Linked DNA regions of Homo sapiens: region 2 is linked to region 1. A link is a loop called in an ENCODE intact Hi-C map of the cell type or tissue named here. Cell type or tissue: ascending aorta. All regions are shown on one strand.

What was found. A loop is a pair of places that touch in the nucleus more often than their neighbours do. Peaks named below come from ENCODE experiments on the same cell type or tissue, not always from the same donor. Only the 100,000 strongest peaks of a DNase experiment are listed, where the experiment ranks them.
Region 2: a loop joins it to region 1, with 2.0 times the contacts of the local background. A loop is called at or near these places in 2 of 110 quality-filtered maps.

The regions. Positions count from the first base shown.
Region 1 is chr11:96,321,473-96,329,472 of GRCh38, forward strand. The region is part of intron 1 of MAML2 (mastermind like transcriptional coactivator 2); the gene reads right to left. Among named protein-coding and RNA genes, the nearest start is that of MIR1260B, 16 kb to the right of the region's middle. RefSeq lists an enhancer at 3,084-4,283. In ascending aorta, no CTCF peak of the experiment used is centred here; a DNase peak (open chromatin) is centred at 3,633; H3K4me3 peaks cover 748 bases; H3K27ac peaks cover 4,263 bases.
Region 2 is chr11:96,167,964-96,175,963 of GRCh38, forward strand. All of the region lies in intron 1 of MAML2 (mastermind like transcriptional coactivator 2), which reads right to left. Among named protein-coding and RNA genes, the nearest start is that of MIR1260B, 170 kb to the right of the region's middle. In ascending aorta, no CTCF peak of the experiment used is centred here; a DNase peak (open chromatin) is centred at 878; H3K4me3 peaks cover 675 bases; H3K27ac peaks cover 2,156 bases.

The DNA of each region.
Region 1 (8,000 bases):
TTTGCGATATTCCTTCCTTTATCATATTTCTGTAGATTCTTTTTCAAGGTCCTCAGACATCAATAATCCATCAGTGCATGTACAAGCTGATGCTTGGCGTTTGGGATATTATTTGTTCTCCTAATGGGACTAGTAGAGTCTACAGAATTTAGAGTGTGCAGGAAGTATGTCTATAGAAGGTTTTTGTTCTAAATATAGGAGATTTTAAGGGCAAAACGATTTACTCAGTATACTAGACTGCCTTCTTTGAGCCATTCTGTTCTGGTCAATCATATAAAATATGTGTGGCCAACACTATTCCCTCCACATGTGTTTAATGGACATTTGTCATAGCAAAATGACCTAGCAGTTCCATTTCTTCTTCCCTTCAAATTACCAATATGACTGGACCATCAAACAACTAAATGCCAATTTTTTTTAAAGATCATGAACAGTTTTGAGTTATATGAGTGGAAAAATGTTCCTGAAGGCCGAGTTTTTTGTTGTTGTTGTTGTTGTTTTTTTCCTTATAGCAACTTTTCAACAGCTAAATTGCTTTTGGTAAATATGAGTAAAGAAAATAAGCTCCCAGTCACAGCACATGTTTACAACGAAGTTAAAGGCTCTTAAAAATAGGGTGTTTGATGGTCTACTGCCAAAATATGAACTCTAGCAGCCTGGAGTGCACCGCTAATAATAAGAGTCAGTGTTGCTATGAAAGGCCCGAGACAGAGCTCCAACTTAGCTTTAACCTTTTCTCCAAGAAGTTCCCCACAATGACAAGGAGACATAAATTTGGAGTTAGAGGTCAAGGTGAGAGGGGAGGAAGCCTGAAAATGGTAAGAGGTCACTTAAAAATAAAGCAAAAAATTGTTGGACTGGGCTCAAACCTGAACTGCAAAAGAGAATGAAAAGAGTTCAGCTGCTATCTGAGGACTGACTGCCTTTTAGAAAAGAAGAAAATGGGCGGGGCACAGTGGCTCATTCCTATAATCCCAGCACTTTGGGAGGCGGGCGGATCACGAGGTCAGGAGATCCAGACCATCCTGGCTAACACGGTGAAACCCCGTCTCTACTAAAAATACAAAATATTAGCCGGGCGTAGTGGCGGGCGCCTGTATTCCCAGCTCCTAGGGAGGCTGAGCCAGGAGAATGGCGTGAACCCGGAAGGCGGAGCTTGCAGTGAGCCGAGATCGCGCCACTGCACTCCACCCTGGGGGCCACGGAGCGAGACTCCGTCTCAAAAAAAAGAAACAAGAAAATGCCTAGATAGATAACAAAATAGATAACAAAAGTCCAACGTAAAGGAAATATGTTAGGCATGAAGAAAGTTACGTTTGCTTTCTCTTCAGATTCCTGAAACTAGAATGAACAGACACACAAAGAAAGGAAATGCCGGATGTCCTAGAGTTAGCTGTTGTGTAGAGTGGAGAATCACAGTGTGCCTAGTATTAGTGGAGTCTTCCCATCTCCACAGGCCTAGGCTTCAGGTTCTTTCGCCCTTGGAACCCCTGGAGAATCTGACGAAACTGTGGAATGCGTCCACACTGAAAATGCATATATGCCATCGCACAAAGTTGTGTATTCAATTTAGGGAACTCACAAACTCAAGAAGCTGGATCATTTATGTTCTAGCATGAAAAGAGGCTACTGGTTTAAAAAAAAAAAAAAGCACTCTCCAAGAGACCATGGAACTTATCTTATTCACCACTCCATTCCTAGTGCTGAGGGTGGGGCTTAGATACAATATCTCAAGACATACTTGCTAAAATGTTTTAAAAGGCAGCTTATAGAAAAATGTGATTCCCCAAAGAAGGTTCCAGTGATCACGTAAGTTTAGGGTATCCATTTTTTTTAAACACATCTGTACGTTTCTGTTGCTCCTTCTAGCCAAAGAGAATTTCCCTCAGAATATTCACCACAGTAATGGTATCTTTAGAATTTCCATGTAAGAGGTGCTTAGGAAGAACGATCTGGTTGCAGGTTGGCGAGGGAGTGAAGCTGAGTTTGTATTGCCCTTTACAAAATGCTGAAAAAAAAAAAAACCCATCTGCATGCTCAGAGATAAGAGGTTTTTGTGTCTTCAAGGAACTTATCTGTCTTCAAGGCACTTACAATGAATTAACTTATTTAAACCCAAACTTATTCTATAAATAGATTTGAGGCCCACTCACAGTATAATCTGGTCCTGATGCATTCCTTCATGGGAATTAACAATTCATCCGGAATCTCTATGGATTATGCTCCAGATTTGGATTCCTCAACCCTGAAGAATCTATCTCAGAAACCGGTCAGCCATGCTGCCTTCTCTGTGCCTGCAGGGCAGATGTCGACAATGAACCACCACAGCTGTCTTTCCCATCATGCGTAGGTATGGCCTTAGAATCCTCCACACAGCCCTCCAGGTGGCTACTGAAAGCTACCCTGGAATGCCAGTCAAAACATGTGTCACTCATAGGCTCTACGTGTTCAAGCACTTTCTACCTCTTAGAAAAGAGACGACTGGCAACAGTCTCAAAGAGTAATCTGTGGCCCCTAGACATTCATTCTGAATTTCATCTGCAGCTTAGATTAGCAGTTAGTTCTAATTGTCATTGGCTTTCAAATGTCTTGTTGCACTTGCCTTCAAAATTCAGGCCTGGACCATGTGTAAGTTGAGTCTGATAATACCTATGTAATTATCTGCTCCTATACGAGGTGCGAAGTCATGATTAGAAACCTTGGCCCTGGCATCATCCTGCTGTATTCAAATTCTGACTCCACCACTTGTGGTTGCATGACCTGGGCATCTTCCTTCACCTAATTTGTCAATTTCCTCACTTGCCAAATGGGAATAAGATAGTACCTATTTCATAGTATAATTGCAAAGATATGTTAACATTCAGAAAACGCTTAGAAGAGTGCCAAACATGATAAACGCTTAATACATGTTATTTTTTTTAATGTGTTGAACCAAAAGGATGCCTTGAAGATCAGTATTTCACATTTGGTGTACAATACATTCAGCCACAGAAATATAAAGAACTGCTGTCCCTTAAAAATTCATGCTTGCCACAGGGTAGTTCAACACACATTTATGGAATGCTTGTGTAATAGATGTCTGACACTATTGTAGGCCATGGAAATACAAAAATAAATAAGAAGGCACATCTTCACCTTGAAGCAAAATCCCACCGATTATGAGTCCCCACATTTTCTCCAGGTAATGAGAAAACATTCATCGGCTTAAAAAACCTATTCCCTACTTGAATCTGAATGGATTCAAAATCACTTCTCAGCAAAGAGCTTCAGGTCTCTCCCTAAAGTTCCATCTAATATATTCATTCTGAAATAAGCAATGGTAAGGAGAAAAAGTTAAGAGACCAATCTTGGTGGCAGAGAAGAGTCTACTTCTTTAATTCAAGATCAAGTTTCTCTTCATAATGACCTTGTAGCCCTCGCTCCTCAGACTTGCTGGCTGACTGGACCCACAAGAAATACAGGTACCAAATTGTGGGCTTTCATACATTAAAAGGTTTTCTCATCTTGCCTTGTATTCTTACAAATTATTGGATTTAAATAAGAAAAAACAAGACTCTTGTTTCAGCCTCTCTTATTCTAGACTTGGTGTGCCCTGGGTGTCTGACATCCTCATTCCATTCATGATTGCCATTCTTTCTAGGGGAGTCATTGCTTCAAATTATGTGTGGGTGTATGTCTGGGAGCTGAAGACATTCAACGTCCCCATCTAGTTGCAAATTTAGTTATACATTTGGGGTTTAGCTATTCAACTTTGCCAGCTTTGTGCCTCCTGCATAGGTCCAGGAGCCCCAGGGGTAGACTGATGCTTACTAGTGGAGTTAGCACAGACAAGTTTGAGCCTCTCATACCTGTCTCTTAAACGAGGGTAGTAATACTCCAGAGAAGAAACTGAAATGATGTTTAAACTGAAATAATGAAATAACACACTCCATAAACTGCAAATTTGCTATTCAAAAGTAAGATATTATTACCATTTCTCAACTTCTCCAAGTCTGTTTCACATTTGTAAACTACAGATAGCTCCATCTTTTTCAGTGATAGCATAAGGTTTCTGTGAGGACTCTGTAGGTCATGTACATATATTATTATTATGACCATTACAAATGCGAGTTATCTTCCTTAGATTTATGCCTGTACCTCCTTGGGACACTGATCATTTTTTTTTTTCTGTTTCTATAAAGAGGAACAATATTCTCCTTCACAAACCGTACCTTTCAGCAGTTTCTCTTTAACTCTCAAAACTTGATGATTTCTAACAAAATGATCACAATAGCTCCAAGGCACAGAAGATGCTGACAAGACCACCTTCTTCCCTGGAAATGTCGGAATCAACATTTCACACAGACTGGCCAAAGTAGCACACAGCCTGGGCCAAAAAGACCACTGTGCAGGCAGATGTCCAGGCTTGGAGCAGCCACGGGCACAGAAACCCCTCTTCTAGCTCTGTGGGTAGAAATTTGTTTATGGTTATCACCTTCCACAGAGTTTCCCAGATTTGCTTTCTTTTAATTAACCCAAATCAATCTCCAATTAGCCATATGAAGTAAGGAACAAAGAGCTGTGCATTGTATCACCGTTAAATTTCTCTTGTTCCTTTGTTTGTTTACTCTCTGTCTACCCCGCCCCCCCCCCATTAAAATGTAAACTCCATTAAACAAGAACTCTGTCCTTGTGTGGTTCAAGGACCCAACACAAGACCCAACATGTAGTAGGCACTCAACATCTGTAACCCTATTCCATCATCTTTTTCCTTGCACCAACATTTTCCTCTTATGGCAGACTGGGCTTTAGAATTTAAACCTGGGAAGAATTTTAAGAGATTATCTAGTCCATGTACTTTTCAAATGGTTGTAGCACTGGAACTCTATTTTTAATCACACTAAAGCGTGTGTGTGTGTGTGTGTGTGTGTGTGTGCATGTATGTGTGTGTGTGTGTTTTAAATGCATAAACAAGAGGTTAAGACCTTGGAGTCCAATTGCATGCCCTTCCTTCTTTCTTTTATATCCCTTTGCTGAAAGTCTTAAAAACTATCTCGAGTTTAGGCTGGGTGCGGTGGCTCATGCCTGTAATCCCAGCACTTTGGGGGGCCGAGGCGGGTGGATCACGAGGTCAGGAGTTCGAGACCAGCCTGGCAAACATGGTGAAACCCCGTCTCTACTGAAAAAATACAAAAAATTAGCCAGGTATGGTGTGATGGGCCCCTGTAATCCCAGCTACTCGGGAGGCTGAGGCAGTGAGCCGAGATCGCACAATTGCACTCCAGCCGGGCAACAAGAGCAAAAGTCTGTCAAAGTAAATAAATAAATAAATAAATAACAAAACAAAAAAAAAACTATCTTGAGTTTAAAAGCCATTCATCTGGTCATTGACTTAACAAATATTTATTGTGAATACAAAATGTGCCAGGAACCACTAGGGCTTGGAATACTTATGGTGAATAAAACTGCCCAGGTTCTTGGTCTCATAGAGCTTACATTGAACGGAATATAGGAAACAACGTGAAATGCACAAATAAACAAAGAATCAAAATAATTCAGATAGTGATAAAAATTATGAAGAAAACAAAACCTCTGTAATGGGATAACATGATGGGAGATTTCGCGAGAGAAGGAGATCAGTCATGTGTGTCTGCTCTAGTTAGGGTAGACAGGCAGGTCTCTCCAGGAGGTGATATTTGAGCTGAATCCTGTACGACAAGAATAATGCAGCCAAGCAAAATGCTAGGGAATCCAACCCGTGTGGGTTGCTGATGGGGAAATAAAGAAGCAAAGGAGGGATGACTGGCCCCGAGGTCATCCTGTTAGTTAAAGCCTGGACCCGAATGGGGGTCTCCTGTCACTCCAGACTTATCATTGTAATATAATGGAGTTTTTCCTTAGTTTCTGTAATTGGCAGGTTCTTGTCTTCTGGAGAAACTTCCTTCAAAACTGATCTTCTTTCCCATACACTTTTATTTTATTTATTTATTTTTTGAGACAGAGTCTTGCTCTGTTACCCAGGCTGGAGTGCAGTGGCACAATCTCGGCTCACGGCAACCTCTGCCTCATGGACTCAAGTGAGTCCCCTGCCTCAACAGATTACAGGTACCTGCCACTGTGTCCAGCACATTTATTTTTTATTTTTTAGTAGAGACGGGGTTTCACCATGTTGGCCAGGCTGGTCTTAGAACTCCTGACCTCAAGTGATCTGCCTGCTTCAGCCTCCCAAAGTGTTTGGATTACAGGCATGAGCAACTGCGCCCGGCCCTTTCCCATACTCTTCAATGTATTTCTTTGATTCTTATTTATCTAACAAGGCACTCATGTAACCAACTTCCGTTCATATATATTAAAAATAATCAGGCCAGACACGATGCCTCACACCTGTAATCCCAGCACTTTGGGAAGCCAAGGCAGGCGGATCACCTGAGGTCAGGAGTTCGAGACCAGCCTGGCCAACGAGGTGAAACCCCATCTCTACTAAAAATCCAAAAATTAGCCAGGCGTGGTGGCGCACACCTGTGGTCCCAGCTACTCGGGAGGCTAAGGCAGGAGAATCACTTCAACCCGGGGGGTGGAGGTTACAGTGAGCCAAGATTGTGCCACTGCACTCCAACCTAGGTGACAGAGTGATATTCCATCCCCCCAAAATAATAACAATCAAAAACAAAGCGCATATGTGTGTGTGCATGTGTGTATATATGTGTGATGGGAGCTTAAGGTATATTTCCTAAGCAAAGGTAAGACCCCATCTATTGGGAAAGAAAGGCAACTTGACTTCCTTTATTTTAATATTTTTAAAAAGAAAAGCCATGTTGCATAACACCAAGATATTTTCACCTAAAATTCCAGCAAATCTTAACAGAAGAAATTCTAAGGTGCTTAGAGGTAACTGAAAAAAATGTCACTATCTTTATGGCTCCAACCTAACAATGAAGCTGAGTGTGTCTACTCTCAGCTTGAATGAAATAAAATGGCAACCACAACCAAATGACCTTGCTCACTTTATGCTAGTTACATCTTGCTCTGTTGTTGAAAAAAAAAATGCTCGGGCTGGCCCAGAGCCTAAGATGTGATCCACAGACACCCCACGCCACCCCCCAAGATCGTACGAGTCATAAAGAAGTGACTGGAAGAGCTGTGCTCTAACTGAATCAAGAGATAGGGAGGGAGAGAGGGGACTGTGTTACCGTAAAAATTCTTTAGATTTAATATCGTTTGGGAAAATTTTTCTTTGTTGGTTTGCTCCTAGAAGCAGATCCCATGCATTTCTTTTTTCCAGTTCTATTAAATCCCTAAACAGAGCTGAGTTTTAAGGGCTTAGGGCTGCCCTTGGGAAATAGGTGATTATACTCTCTGCTTAGGGTTTTAGCGATAAGAAAAAAAGAGGCAGTGGATTGAATTCCCCTCCCCCAGGGCAATTTCTTGACTCTCTTTTATAGTTCCCCGTTAAAGCAGACACATATTTAAAAAATGAAGTGGTGACACATATAAAATCCCATCCATCAATCTGCACTTTTCAATTGTTATGTATATATGAGAAATAGATAGACAAACAGATGGAGAGACGGATGTACACAGCTGAAAGACTAGTTAGTTCTTTAGTAAGAGGCTCTACAGAATATTTTCCTTTTTGTTTTTTTTAATGTTTCATGTAATTATTTCACAAGGGGTAATCGCTTGGGAATCTTTACCCTACAGAAATATTACAAGTGTAATTGAGAGGATCTGGGGAAAAAAAATCAGTACTCTCTCTAAAAATAAATTTAATGAATCAAACTCTACTCCTATAAATGTGTTTCTCAAACTGGAACTCTAAGTCCCTCAGAATATGGCCAGAGATGGAGTGATTTGTTCATTACTTCTAGGAAGGGTATTCAACAATTAATATGGCTTGGACCTCCCCCTTCCGCCATGGCTGGACCTTGTCCCCCACATAACTTCAGACCCTCCTTACTGCTACAAAACATTGCCAATTTTGTCACTGCTCCTTTCAATTCTTCCTCAATAAACATATGTAA
Region 2 (8,000 bases), 150 kb before region 1:
TCCTGCTGAGACTGTGAGCTCCTGCGGTTGGGGCTGGGAGGGTTGCTGCAATAACCAAGTCTTATTCCTCTCCAGCTTTGAGAAGAGTATATCATATAGTAGTTAAGCTCATGGGTTCTGGAGCTGACTACCTGGGTTCAAACTCTGTGCCATTTACAGGCTCTCTAATCTTGAAAATTTTTCTTAATCTCTCTGTGCTTTGGTTTGCTCCTCCGTTGAATGAATATAACAGTAGTAACTATAAAGTTGTAAGGATCAAAGGAGTTAATTTATGAAAGCAATCAGTATAGAATATGGTAGGTGTTCTACCTTTATTAATTCCATTATGGTGCCTAGTAATAGAAAGCCTTCAATAAAAGCTGACTGAATTAGTAGATAGATATTATTTAAATGTAAGATCTATCTATCTACCTATCTAACTCTAGTCAAAGACCATATCATCTCATTCCCAGGAATGAAAATGGTGAGGAGAGATGAAGTCCAGGCAGCCCAGGGCAGTGGCTCTCAGGCTTTAGTGTGCTTTAAAATCTCCTAGGAAACCCATTAAATTTTCATATTTCTGCTCCATTTCTGATTTGGTAATTTTGGAATAGATCTCAGAACCTGCATTTCTAATGAGCCCCCTGTGGATGGAGGGTTGTTGGATCACATTTTGAAAAATACTAGTCCTTGAGAGATCTCTTAGATGCCTTTCCTCATTGAGGGTCCCAGAATGACACACTGTCCCCTGCACAGGGACTGGAGAAATCCTGCTGTTCAAGATGGCATAGTGCCCTGTGAACCTCAGGGTCCTTCCATGGAAGAACATCAGGGAGGAAATGAAGTACATAAAATTCACTATGCTGAGATCAGCTACAAACACATGAGTCATAAAGTTGTGCTGGCTGGTGTGGGGATTTGAGAAACGTTTCTGTGTAATCCACTTGGGTTATTTCACAAGAATTGGCAACGCAGCAATGGTATTTAGGGTGCCTAGTGGTGCTATTCAGATTTGAACTACACCATAAGTTTCATGTAGGCTTAATTTATTATTATTAATCTGCCATAAATTGCTGATGTGACTTTTAGCAGGCCACTTTGCTTTTCTGGCCTCTTCTTTCTACGATGGGTGGGTTAAGTTTCTCTTAACCTTCCAACTTTGTTGTTCTGACTCCCATGCAGGGAATTACATACCACTGACAGAAGGCCTGAACGAGTTAATAACCCTTCATAAGAGAGAATAGTTTACTCTGTATTAACCTCAGCTTCAGTTTCCAAATGTCAATCAATAGCAACACAACTGGATTTTTTAAAGTGAAGAGAGAGTGCCAGCTCCACTGTGCATCCTTATCCAGCACTCAGCTGTAACAGGAATGAAAAAGCACACCTGAAACAAAGACCCATTCTCTTTCCTCCTGCTCTGCCTGCAGCAAACCTGTTCCATCTAGCACTTTCTCCAAATGCTGCATTTTCCTGCTCCCAGGCCCTGGGGATGGGCAACCCAGGAGGTGGGTGCTCGAGCTCCTCCTTCTAAAAAAGTCCTGCTGAGGTCATCTGTAGGAAGTAACCTGGTCACGTCCTGGGACGCAAATTGAAAGGCACTAGCAATAGTGAGTTCATGGCTGGTTTTCTGTAAAGCCAATTCCCATTCTTAACCTCTATTTCTGTTATGCCAGCAGAATGGGGTAAGAAAAGACAAACAGAAAAGAAAGTAAACTTTTTTTTTTTTTTGAGATGGAGTCTAGCTCTGTCACTAGGCTGGAATGCAGTGGCGTGATCTCAGCTCACTGCAACCTCTACCTCCCAGGTTCAAGCGATTCTCCTGCCTCAGCCTCCTGAGTAGCTGGGACTACAGGTGCGTGCCACCATGCCCAGATAATTTTTGTATTTTTAGTAGAGACGGGGTTTCCCCGTGTTGCCCAGGTTGGTCTCAATCTTTTGACCTCGTGATCTGCCCGTCTCGGCCTCCCAAAGTATTGGGATTGCAGGCGTGGGCCACCGTGCCCGACCAGTAAAACTTTATTCTTCTAGTATTACCTAACATGGAGCAACATCTCTGGTTCTGAGTTATTTTGCTGTACATTGTACAGAGGGCTCCACAACAAAAATGCCTTCTGTTTGTTGGTTTCAAGAGGATACAGGTTCAGAGAATGCACAGCATCACACGGTCCCTTTCCACTGGTTCAGGGCACATCATGTGCTACAGTGCACCTGCCCAGCATCGTGCTCACATTCTACATTCCAATGTCCACTTGGGTGGTATTTTCCAACCTTTTCACAAACAAGGGAATCCCAGCCTTTTATTATTTCTCCCTCCTCTGCCCATATCATGGGATGAAAGATTTTTCTTCCAAATTGCATTAATAAGTAATTAATGGAATTTAAAAATTAATCAGACACAGATAATGGCTAATCCATGCTTCTCATCTTCACCAGAGTACCAGTGTAATTATTTTTATCATACCAGCGAAAAGCACAGAAAATTGGCCTCTCAGTGAGTTTATTCAGTCTTATCACAGATACAGTTTGCTTTCTGATAAGCTTTTTAGAAAATTGAAGGTAGCTCAAAGAACCTCGATTATTCCTTGAACACTACATTTTGACAGGAAGCTAAGCAAGAAGAGTGTAGATTCTATTCCTTCACAAAGAAGGGGTAGATGTTTGATGCGTGGATTATCAGGCAGCAAAGGACAGAAGAATGCCTTGGCTAATGCATGGGGCTGGAAGCTGTGGAGAGAAAGGATGAGGGAGAAGGGTGGCTTCTGTGTGTAGATTCTACTTTTTTGTTTTGAGATGGAGTCTTGCTCTGTCGCCCAGGCTGGAGTGCAGTGGCGTGATCTTGGCTCACTGCAAGCTCCGCCTCCCGGGTTCACGCCATTCTCCTGCCTCAGCCTCCCGAGTAGCTGGGACTACAGGTGACCGCCACCACACCTGTCTAATTTTTTGTATTTTTAGCAGAGATTGGGTTTCACCATGTTAGCCAGGATGGTCTCGATCTCCTGACCTCAAATGATCCGCCCGCCTCGGCCTCCCAAAGTGCTGGGATTACAGGCGTGAGCCAACGTGCCTGGCCTCTACTTTTTTTTTTTTTAAACTACTGGTTGAGGAGGTGCAGACTAGTTGAGCCCTGGGTTCCCACTTGTCTTTCCTCTCTCTTACCTCCACCTCTTTTCTTTTTCATTTCCTACTGTCTCCAAGGTAATTGATGGTGGGACCAGAAAGAGGATGGAGTAAAAACCATTGGAGGGAAGAGTGAACTGGGCTATCAGATTGTATGTGAGCTGAGAAGAATACACACTCTTCATTGTCTGCGATTATTATCTAACGGTGATATGTCATCACCTTATTGCATATGTGTTATACCTCCCCAAGACCGGGCGCGTTCTTCTCTGTCTTATTCCCCTCGTGTTTCAAGACTCCATCCAGTATGGGTAGGTGCTCCTCTTCTGTGTTCAAGATATTATATTTAATTATTGGTTCATTTTTCCGACCTTCCCACTCCACTCTGCAATCCAATGAGGGCATCTCTATTCCCAGGGCCCCAGTAAAATGCTTGCATGTGATTCGTGTTCAATAAATACATTTTTAATATATTAGTGAAAATATGTGTAAATACATGTCAGATAAAGGACAGTGTTCCTTCTGGTTGTCAATGCAGTCATGGGACTAATGAAACAGAAAACAGGTACCACCCAAAGTTAAACTCCAGTGAGAGAATAAACAACACGCCAAAGTTCAGTAATGAAGAGCCAAATCAGAGCTGGAGACAGGGTGATAGTAGAAACCAAATAATGAATGGCAGATGCCAAGGGATATGGGTCCAGTTAAAGGCAACCCAGGAAGCAAGCAAGGGCAAAGGAGGTTGTGCATTCTTTAGGGGAGGGAGGCGTCTGTGGAAGGCCCTTGCCTGCCACCTTCTCCATTCTCAGCAGTGTCCCTCAGAAGAAGCACTGCTGGTGTCACAAGGGCTGGGATGCTAACCCCTAAATCTGACAACTTTGGTGAAATTGCTACTTTGATATCAGAGACCATGCCTTCCATGTCTTGGGTATTCCAACAATATTGTCCCACAGTGCCTTGTAGAGAGCGACACTTGGGCAAAGCCCTGATTCAACTAAAACACAAAGCACAGTATATTCTGATAAATATGGCTGGAATTTTTGGTTCTTTTGTACACTTATGTATCCAAAAAGTTTAGACCTCTGCTTATCACATAGTTGGTGCTCAATAAATATTTTTTGAATGAATACATGAATGCTTAAAACCTCATTGCAGGCCATTCTCCCTGTGGTCAGAATTGAGTAGTATTTCTAATTAACCCTCAACAAGGTAGCTTATGGCTCATCAGCAAAGCAAAAGTGGATACTAAATCTTAATGCATATGGATTCATCACTTGATGAAGTGCATCAGAGCCAGACTGGTGGTGTTCAGAGAGTCTCCTTCTCAGGTAGCTTCTTTGCTCATTTCTGAAGCAATCTAAGCCTGCTCCTTTTACAAGATTTGGGTAAGTTATAGCAGCAAGAGAACAGCTTCTTTTCTCAAATTGGTTTCTGTTCACGTCCTCTTACGCGAGAAGGAGGGCTCTGTGCCTAATGCTACATTTCAGAATTTAGAGTAAGATTCAGTGTCTGCAGCCATGCATTTTTGTCCTGAAATGTTGCCCTTGAAATCAATGACATGAAAACACAATATGAGTAGTGGAATAAATTTCATATGAAGTAGCATATGTGTTAAAGGCATTTACAATCCCAGAGAATGTGAGTTTACATTTCACTTGTCCTGCTACAATGCTCTATGAATTTACTCAGCTGGTTTTAATAATAATTTTTTAAGTGGTGGGAATATTTTTCTGTGTGTATATTATGGAATGAGAGACTCTTCCAACAAGAATTTAACACCAGCAGAACACATGTGTACAGATGGAAAAACATGAGTAGTTCTCTTTCATATGTTTTCCAGCCTCTCGATATGTAGAACACCACACACTGAATCAGAGCCAAAGTGCCTTTCAAATGGGCATGCACCCTTTTTGCCAGTTGCCATGGATGATAAGATTCTACTTCCTTCCTAATATCGTTCTCCTCCTTGCACCCCATCATGATCGTTTTTGGCATTTACAAGCCATCTCTTGCCAGGTTCTTGCCTATGCAAACATACTACTCCTCTTTCCCTTTTACAGAGGGGCTCTGGGACCCAGGGGCTGTCGGGGAGATGTGTCCCAGAGCACTTGGACACAAGACTACAGCTATCAACCACAAATATCTTGGAGGAAATGTTTCACCACCAAAGGAAGAGCCTCAAATGTAGAGTATATTTTTTCTCTTTCTACCATGACAGGAAGCAAGAAAGAAGAAAAAGCATTCTAAACAAAATGGTTTTGTAAATAAGAAACCAGAGGGAGGAGCTGATTTTCAGTGGGACAGAGTTCCATCTTTAACAGGTTCAGTTTGAGGGGCCTGGGAAGTCCTGGAGATAAAGGCCTGGAGCTCAGGGCAGAAATCGGGTCCATCCTGGAAAGACTAAGATTTTCAGAACCATCCACACAGAAATGGCAATTCTGGGGGAAGAAACGGGTAGGACACTAAGAGCTGAGACTGAGCTTTATGGGTCATCCACCTCTAGGAGGGTACAGGAAGAAGTATGAAAGGGGCAGAATAACTCGTAAGAGGAAGAGGAAGTACACAAGCTCATTGAATGCCATGCAAGCCACAGGAGACAGAATTTCAGGAAGCAAGGAAGTGGACCCTCAGCGATGGCAGAGGCCACAGGGGCGTCGAGAAGGTAAGGACAGGGACTTCTTTGTCTTCGTTTCTTCTCTCTTGTCCCCCAACATCATTATGTACTCCTCACTTTCTCCAGCTCCTGCCTCACTCCAATAACATTCTGATTAGAACTGCTTCTCCTGAAGGAGGCAAAAGATATGTACTATTGTTTTTGCTCTTTTATTTTTCAGAAGTATGGCCATTTTGTCACCTGTTTCTCTTCAGGACAAGGGGACAGCAGGAAACACTTGTGGCATATCCCCCATGTGCTAACCACTGAGTGGAGTAAAACGGTGATGAAAACATTTAAGCAGCAATGACTTCACAAAAGGCGGCAACAGAATCGTCAAGGCAGAGGAGTTGATCTTGGGAGCAGATGGCCTGTCCTCCCATCCCAGTCCTTCCACATGGCATGAGGGGCAGGTCAAATTCGCCTCTCCTTTCCTTCATACCCTAGAAGGAAAACCCTTCCTGGCTCAGCCAGTTGTCATGAGGTCACATAAGATCTAAAGGCTGCATGAATAGGAAGTCCTGTTAAGGGGATGCCTTGCTTTTCTGTCCTGGAAGGTTCTTACCAATCGCATATCCTCTGTGAACACTCCCCCAGGACACTGCCATCTATGGTGATTTCCCTCATCTGAAATTCTCCAGCCAACATTTAGACATTACCTATTTCACTTTATTTTATTTTATTTTGAGATGGAGTATTGCTCTGTCTCCCGGGCTCGAGTGCAATGGCACAGTCTCGGGTCACTGCAACCTCTGCCTCCTGGGTTCAAGCAATTCTCCTGCCTCAGCCTCCTGAGTAGCTTGGATTACAGGCACCCGCCGCCATGCCCAGCTAATTTTTGTATTTTTAGTAGAGACGGGGTTTCACCATGTTGGTCAGGCTGGTCTAGAACTCCTGACCTCAGGTGATCCACCCGCCTTGGCCTCCCAAAGTGCTAGGATTACAGGTGTGAACCCCACACCCAGCCTACTTATTTCACTTTATTACTTAAGTACCCACAAGCCCAAGTGAAACAATCTCCTTGAGAAGAGCAACTGTGACATACACTTGTGGGATACCCACAAAGCCTGAAGCATGTGCAATTGTTAACCTGCAATAAATGCCTCTTGTGGCACCTATGATCATTCAAATCTCTTGCCACTATTTCCCTCTGACAGTGGATCTGTTTTAAGGGACATCTTCTTGTCTTGGCCTTTGGCTAGAGTAATATTCTTGGAGCGCAGAAACCCTAAGGCATTGTTTTATAATCGCCATTCAGCATTTCCGAGCACTTTGGAAAACATGGTGCGAAGCAGCTCCTTCTTAGCATGTTACACAAGCAACGTTAAGCAAAGCAGGAAGGGGAAAACTAGAGGGAAGGATGGCCCAAACTCCTGGGGCTGACTTCTTAATCTAAGCCTTCTAATAATTACCACAAAGGAATATTTATTTTAGGAGTCTTGCATGCAACTTCATTTCTTCCTCTACTGCTTATTTTGTGACCCAGAAAATTTTACCATCCTTGCAAGAATAAAGGAGTGTCAGGTTTTCTTGCAGTAGAGATGCTATTCCTCATCAAGGGAAATGGAAACCAAATTAAACTTTGTTCTGCAATTTTAAAAACATATCTCAAATGCAAGCCAACAAAAATCTCCCTGGGTCTAGTTGCATTAATTTTTGTATGATGTGCAAAGCAAACCACTGTAGTAGCCCCTGGCTGCAAAAACCCATAGAGGTACCACAGACCTTGTCATACAGTCTAAAAAATCAGAAGACGTGGGTTTACCACCATCTTTCTCCACTTTAGCAATATTTGTCCTTAGCATAACAAGGACATGGAAAGTCAGTGTCTTAATGCATGTAGCAATACTTTCTGAAATCTCAGTTCTTTTGTTTTGTTTTGTTTTTTTTTAGATGGAGTGTCACCCTGTCATCACTCAGGATGGAGTGCAGTGGCGTGATCTCGGCTCACTGCAACCTCCACCTCCTGGGTTCAAGCTTTTCTCCTGCCTCAGCCTCCCAAGTAGCTGGAACTACAGGCACCCGCCACCATGCCTGGCTATTATTTATTTATTTATTGTATTTTTAGTACAGACGGGGTTTCACCATGTTGGTCAGGCTGGTCTTAAACTCCTGACCTCAAATGATCCACCCACCTCTGCCTCCCAAAGTGCTGGGATTACAGGCATGAGCCACAGCGCCTGGCCTTAAACCTCAGTTCTATAACTTACCTATTGTGAATGCAAAATATAGGTTGCCTCTAATTCAC